Linked DNA regions of Homo sapiens: region 1 is linked to region 2. The links are chromatin contacts, found by Hi-C or POLR2A ChIA-PET in ENCODE. All regions are on one chromosome and are shown on one strand. The core of a region is the stretch at or near the end of the contact, and the rest is flanking DNA. Distances in the headings are between cores, read along the strand shown. Region 1 holds the start of NMT1 (N-myristoyltransferase 1). Region 2 holds the start of LSM12 (LSM12 homolog).

Region 1 (3,762 bases), core at 483-2,982, 990 kb after region 2:
TTACCTTTTTTCCCCTGATATAGAATACGCACTGGAGTCACAGTTACCTTTTAGTAACTGATTTCCTTGAGTGAATAGTGTATCAGAAAATGGGACTTTTATGGTGGCAAAGAATTCAGAGGGCCTGGGGCACACAGATCTGGATTTGTATACCGATTTGCCACTTAACCAGCTATGTGACTGTGCAATTTACCAACCTCTCAGGGCCACATTTTTTCATCTGTCAAAAAGGTCAATATGGCCAGGTACGGTGGCTCACACCTCTAATCCCAGCACTTTGGGAGGCCGAAATGGGCAGATCACGAGGTCAGGAGTTCGAGACCAGCCTGACCAACATGGTGAAACCCCGTCTCTACTAAAAATACAAAAATTAGCCAGGTGTGGTGGCGTGCGCCTTTAATCCCAGCTACTCAGGAGGCCGAGGCAAGAGAATCGCTTGAACCCAGGAGGCGAAGGTTGCAGTGAGCCGAGATCGCACCACTGCACTCCAGCCTGGGAGTCAGAGAGAGACTCCGTCTCAAAACAAAACAAAACAAAACAAAGGTTGAATAATAATAATAGGACCTATATTGTAGACTTGTTGAGAGGATTAAATGAGATAATGTACGAAATGCCTTACTACAGAGTCTGGCACTTATTAAAGAAAGAGTTGATGTGGGCTGGGTGCCGTGGCTCACGTCTGTAATCCCAGCACTTTGCGGGGTTGGGGTAGGAAGATCCTTAGAGGCCAGGAGTTCGAGACCAGCCTGGGCAACAAGGCGAGACCCTCGTCTCTACAAAAAATATATAAATTATCCGGGTGTGGTGGCTCATGCCTATAGTCCTAGGTACTTGGGAGGCTGAGGTGGGAGGATACCTTGATTGCAGTGAGCTGTGATCTTGAGCCATTGCGCTCCAGCCTGGGCGACAGAAGGCGGCCGTATTTAAAAAAGAAAAAAGAAAGAAAGAAAGAAAAGAAAAGAAAAAAAGGGTCGTTGTGGAAAATTCTTGTGGGGAATTAAAGGGACCACGTGTGCGCGAAAGAGCTTGGCGAAGATAAGTACCTGGAGGCCAAGATGAGGCGGCGAGCCCTGCCTCCCTAGCAGTGTGGTCTCCTGGCTTAGGGTCAGTGCTTCGCACAAAAAAATCCACTGCCTCTCATGAGACCTTGAACTGCCAATGACCGCAGGTTGCCCAGACTCCCGAGTGAGGAAGGCGGCCAGGAGTCAACTAGGCTTCTTGCGGAAAAGCCCACTCTAAGAAGGCCTGGGGCATTCCGGCTCCAGGCAGGTAGCACCCGCGGGCCTCAGGCCCTTTCACTTACCCGGGAAACGTAACGGTCCTTAACGGCAGCCAATAACGGCTCCCAGCGGCCCAGGCACTGGCAAGGGCAGGCTGAAATCAAACCTCGGATTTTGGAACCTCCACGCCTGAAACCCTAAACCAGCATCGAACTACAACTCCCATCATGCCAGGCGGCCGCCCGGTTCCCAAGGGTCGGTCCCACCAACCTTGCGCCCCTTCTTTCCTCAAAGCGTGGCCGAATGCCTAGGCTTCCGGGTATCAGTGGCCCCGCCTCTTAATCCGACCGGAGCCGTCCCTCGTGATTCCTGGGTATTGTAGTCAGTTTCCTGGGAAAGAGTCGCTCCTAGTGGCAGCTCGCTTCGCCAGAAAAACTACAAAACCCAGAATGCAGCGCAAATTCCCCTTGTCCAATAGGAACCCCCCATGTAGTGGGGCGCGGAGCCCTGCTCTCGCAACTCAAGATGGCGGACGAGAGTGAGACAGCAGTGAAGCCGCCGGCACCTCCGCTGCCGCAGATGATGGAAGGGAACGGGAACGGCCATGAGCACTGCAGCGATTGCGAGAATGAGGAGGACAACAGCTACAACCGGGGGTAACGAAATCCTCGGAGTCCAATTCCCGTCCAGCCTCCCACAACCTGGGTCTCTGGGGTGCGGGGAAGTCACCGGGAGCTTAGTCTAGCCCCACCCTCATGTTCTTATTGGCTAAGTCACTAGGATTCTGCCTGGCGATTGGTTATTGCCTTTGTCATTTACCAAGGGTGGGTGCTCTGGATATTAAGGGCCGGAGACGTTCAGTACTTTTATTATATAAAAGTTCTATGCAGTGTTCCACTCGTGTGCTTCAGGCCATTCCTGGGAAAAGAGCATGTTGGACGATGGTTTTCGATGGTACAACACAGGACAGTCTAGTAACAGTACAGTTCAAAGGGAACGTTACTTATAGACGTGTTGTTTGAACAACGTGACTAGCAATAAACGAATCATAAAACATTTCGCAGCAGTTCACCCTCAGTGAGGAAACTCATCAGACTATACAAACTGTATGTATAATTATATTGTAAAATATCACTACCAGAGAATCCCAAAATATAAACTCACCTTATAAACCTATGTAATTAACGGTATGGTAATGCTTTGATTTACATAGTTTCCATTGCTCCAAATAATCCATAAGTATCCTGAACGATATATTAATATAATTAAGTCTTCGAACATCTTTGCCTTGTTACCTTTGCAGAGCAGCCCCAGGCTTCAAGAAATGAGCGATGTTGTTTCTTGGAGAGTATTTGGAATCCTCGGGCTCCATACTGCCTATCCTGTACTTTAGGGTCTTGCCATTAGTTACTATTTGTTCCTAGGGATGAAGAAACACACCAGGCATTTGAATGTTGAATTCTTTTCCCAAATTAGTTTTTACTTCTGTAAGCCACAGCTTATTCATCTTTCTTCACATGGTTAGTGCCTGGCACTGGCACTCACGCTGTCTCTCCCCATCTTCCTGTCTATATTTGTAGATATATTTTTAAACTGAAAGTCGTGAGAGATTTTTGGGTGTATAACTTGCTGAGTCTGAGGTAGTCTGATTTTCGTAGCCAGCTTGTTATTCGCAGTATTGGTGGCAGTGCAGATATAAAGGTATAAAGACCAAGGACTGCGTAGAAGAGATGGTCCCACAAGATTATAGTACATATTTTTATTGTATCCTTTCTATGTTTAGGTATGCTTAGATACACAAATACTTACCATTGTATTATAGTTGCCTGCAGTACTCAGTAACATGCAGCAGCCTATTGCTCCTAGGCTACAAACCTGTATAGCATGTTACTGTAATGTACACCATATAGCCTAGGCATTTAGTAGGCTATACCATCTAGATTTGTGTAAGTACACCCTATAATGTTGGCAAGGCAAAAATCACCTAACCATGCATTTCCCAGCACATATGCCTGACGTTCAGTGAAGCATGACTGTATTTAAGTGGTTTATAATCTGCTTGTGGTAAATCTTAGGTTAAAAGATCTAGCTTTTATGTTCTTCAGCCGGCATTAAAAATCACAGGAAGGGCCGGGCATGGTGGCTCATGCCTGTAATCCCAGTACTTTGGGAGGCAGATCACGAGGTCAGGAGATCGAGACCATCCTGGCTAACACTGTGAAATCCCATCTCTACTAAAAATACAAAAAATTTAGCCGGGCGTGGTGGCGGGCGCCTGTAGTCCCAACTACTCGGGAGGCTAAGGCAGGAGAATGGCGTGAACCCAGGAGGCAGAGCTTGCAGTGAGCTGAGATCACGCCACTGCACTCCAGCCTGGGCGACAGAGCGAGACTCCGACTCAAAAAAAAAAAAAAAAAAAAAAAATCACAGGAAGAAAGTAGAGGAATAGGAAGCTTGCCAAATTTAGTTTTTATAAGACTGTTCTGTTGCTGTAACTCACAACAGATCTAATGTAATAAAAGTCTTCTTTTGAAGTTTGATA
Region 2 (3,597 bases), core at 573-3,072:
TCTTAGGCCGCGCGGTGGCTCACGCTGGTAATCCCAGCACTCTGGGAGGCCGAGGCGGGTGGATCACGAGGTCAGGAGATCGAGACCATCTTGGCTAACACGGTGAAACCCCGTCTCTACTAAAAATACAAAAAATTAGCCGGGCACGGTGGCGTATGCCTGCAATCCCAGCTACTCGGGAGGCTGAGGCAGAAGAATCGCTTGAATCCGGGAGACGGAAGTTGCAGTAAGCCGAAATCACGCCATTGCACTCCAGCCTGGGCAATAAGAGTGAAACTCCGTCTCAAAAAACACAACAAAAAAAAAAGCCGGGCGGTGGCTCAGGCCTGTAATCCCAGCACTTTGGGAGGCTGAAGCCAGCGGATCACGAGGTCAGAAGTTCGAGACCATCCTGGCCAACATGGTGATACCCCATCTCTGTTAAAAAAAAACATATACAAAAATTAGCTGGGCGTGGTGGCGCGTGCCCGTAATCCCAGCTACTCCGGAGGCTGAGGCAGGAGAATCGCTCGAACCAGGGAGTCGGAGGTTGCAGTGAGCCGAGATTGCGCCACCGCACTCCATCCTAGCGACAGAGCGAGACTCCATCTTAAAAAAAAAAAAAAAAAAAAGATGCCATAAAAAATTACTCCTCCAAAAAAAAATTCCAATAAACCCACCTGTGGCTCACATAAAAAGGGAAGCCGTGGCACATTTATCCCAACAAGGAAGTGTTTCATTTCCAAGACTGAGTTTCCTGGAGTAATTCAGAAGTCACTTCCACCCCAAAGAAGCAGGCCACCTTTTCCAATCAGTTTAACATTGCTACTTTCAAAAGGGAGGCTGCTACTACGTAAAAGGACTCCATGTGCTGGACTGATCAAGGCAGCATGAGAACTTCACTCTTTCACCTGTAACTCACACATCCCCAAACCACATAAGCCCCTGGCAAGCCCTCTCTGGAACAGGTTTCCAGTGCAAACATCCCCTAAACAGCAACTTCCAAATGACCGAGAAGCCTAAAAATCAGCACAGCCCCCCCACCACACATACACACGCATCAGCGAAACAAGCCACTATCCCTAGCTCAGATACAAACTCTGCCCTGAACTTACTCTCCCCCAAAACAGGCAAGGACCAATTTGGTCACCATCCCACCGCCCTTCCTTGGACGAAATCCCATCAGTGCACATGCCCTCCTAAATTCCATACCTTTGCCCTACCAGCAGTTCCTTACCCTAAACACCCCTCCCCATAATATTTCACCCGCCCCTCCTTTCCATCCGGGCTCCAATCCATCAGCCCCCTCCCACCACCACCCCCTCTCCTAATTACTGTGTCCCCTCTCATAACGTTCCCCCCAAAAAGCCATCCCCGTGTCAAGCCCTCCTCCACCCACTGATCCTCGGTAAAGCCCCAGCTCCCGCAAAGAGAGAGAGACAGGATCCCCAAAGCTGACCGAAGGGCCCGCGGGAGGGGGAGGGGAGCTCAGGGCCGTGCGCATGCGCCCCGGGCGCCGCGGTAGCCGGTCGCCCCTAGGCCCGGAGAGAGCCCCAGCCGCCGCCGTCGTCCCCCACCCCCCGACCACCGCACCTACACGCCGGCCCGGACTCGGGCTTCACGCAGGGAAGGATACTTAAAGCCAGCATTTTGGATTGGTAGTCAAAGGCTACCACCTCGCCCTGCAGCCGCTGCTCCTGGCACGTCCGGCACGACACCTGGCTCCCAACGCTGAAGTACTCGCCCGGAGGAGCCGCCATCTTGGGAGTGCAGCCGCGGCCGGCGGCGGCGGCGGCAGCAGCGGGCGAAAGCCGGGCCCCCAGTGAGCGCCGCGACGCGACGGCGCGCACGGAGCGTGCTTGCGTCACACGCCGGGGCGTGGCCTGGCGCTGGTTGGGGCGGGATCCTAGGTGGAGTGGGAAAGAAGAGGAAATAAAGGGGAATCTGAAAAGTATTTGTATAGCTGCGTCCGCTCGGTTAAGTGCTTGTAGAGTCCATTTTAGAAGTTAAGGATAAATGACCTACGTGGAATGAAAAGGGGAAAGAGGAGGGAGCTGCAGTCTCCATTATATGCACACCTTCCACACAAGAGTTTAATGAATGAATTTTATAAAATATGTTAACCCCATTTTGCATATGAGGAATCAGAGCCTCAGAGGACTTAACGATACTTGGACAAGATGATTATAAGGCTGGGAGCGGTGGCTCACGCCTGTAATCCCAGCACTTTGGGAGGCCGAGGCGGGTGGATCACCTGAGGTCAGGGGTTCGAGACCAGCCTGGCCAACATGGTGAAACCCCGTCTCTACTAAAAATACAAAAATTAGCCGGGTACGGTGGCGCGTGCCTGTAATCCCAGCTACTAGGGGGACTGAGGCTGGAGGATCTCTTGAACCTGGAAGGCGGAGGTTGCACTGAGCCAAGATTGTGCCACTGCACTCTAGCCTGGGCAACAGAGCGAGACTCTGTCTCAAAACAAACAAACAAACAAAAAAAGATGATTATAACTACTGAGTGATAGTGGAAAGAACATTGGCTGTGGAGTTAGATAAGCTGGAACCAGAATCCGAGGTCAGCCTCTTACTAAATCACCTGACCTTGAGCAAGCAAATTACCTGATCCTGTTTCTTCATAGGCATTTGTATTGTCACTTCTTGAGCATCTAACAGCCCTTTGAGGTAGGAATCAATGTCCTCCTTTTACATAAACTAAGTTTTAGACTAAACTTGTCCACGGTTCCACAACTAGCAAAAACAGTCTGCCTATTTCCAAGGACGGTGCTATTTACTGCTATACTCTGTTACATAATAATACCTACCTCATAGTTAGGAGGTTTAAATGCGGTAACGGGTATAAGTGCATGGCATGTACTAGGTCTTTAATAAATGGTAGTTCCCCCTTAGTCACCCATCACTCTTAGAAGTCAAGACACTTCCCCTTCTCCCTTTTTGCCCTCTCTCCCAGAAAGCCAGGCAAAAGGCAGGAATGAGGAGCAGCGGATAGTGACAAAAAGGGGCTTGGAGGAGGGGTTTTGCGCCCCTGCCCTTGAATGTCCGTCTGATGTACAAAACAGTCGTTTTCTTAATCTTATGCAAAGGACTATGAGCGTGCATTTTCAAGCCCTACTACCACCAATGGCTGTCGCTAACCCACCCACCGCTCACTATAGAAATTTTGGATCCTCGCTTCATGTATAAGAAACAGGTTGACCTTTCTCTAGTCCAGAGGGAAGCAAAGGGCCAGTCTTGGCGCGGCTTAACCTGAACAAAGTTCAAAAGTATTTCCTTGCCCTCCAAGAAACATAAACTTCCTGGTGTTGGAAGTATTGATACACTCATTATAATAGGAATAAAAATTCTGCTCCTTCATAGTGTGCTTTTTCAGAGAACTTTTTTTTTTTTTTTTTTGAGATAGAGCCTCGCTCTGTCACCCAGACTGGAGTGCAGTGGCGCCATCTTGGCTCACTGCAACCCGCACCTCCCAGGTTCAAGCGATTCTCCTGCCTCAGCTTCCGGAGTAGCTGGAATTACAGGCACGAGCCACCATGCCCGGCTAATTTTTGTACTTTTAGTACAGATGGGGTTTCACCATGTTGGCCAGGCTGGTCTCAAACTCCTG

The links. A loop is a pair of places that touch in the nucleus more often than their neighbours do. ChIA-PET counts read pairs that join two places held with the same protein, here RNA polymerase II (POLR2A). Pooled maps may share reads with other maps.
Region 1: a pooled map shows a loop between it and region 2 (6-fold over the local background). The contact joins the promoter of NMT1 here to the promoter of LSM12 in region 2. A Hi-C loop is called at or near these places in 1 of 168 maps with a recorded cell type or tissue (CD8-positive, alpha-beta T cell), 1 of 37 single-sample maps with no recorded cell type and 8 of 50 pooled maps. POLR2A ChIA-PET finds 5 or more read pairs at or near these places in 3 of 52 experiments (GM12878, PC-9 and activated naive CD4-positive, alpha-beta T cell).

The regions. Positions count from the first base shown.
Region 1 is chr17:45,059,585-45,063,346 of GRCh38, forward strand. It overlaps NMT1 (N-myristoyltransferase 1), which reads left to right and starts at 1,733. Exons shown (of 12, transcript NM_021079.5): 1 at 1,733-1,876. The coding sequence starts at 1,746. It also overlaps a transcript of DCAKD not described here. RefSeq lists enhancers at 513-1,504, 1,364-1,543, 1,505-2,496, 1,644-2,003, 1,857-2,151 and 1 more.
Region 2 is chr17:44,064,849-44,068,445 of GRCh38, forward strand. It overlaps LSM12 (LSM12 homolog), which reads right to left and starts at 1,823. Exons shown (of 5, transcript NM_001371445.1): 1 at 1,616-1,823. The coding sequence starts at 1,739. RefSeq lists silencers at 1,356-1,495, 1,786-1,905.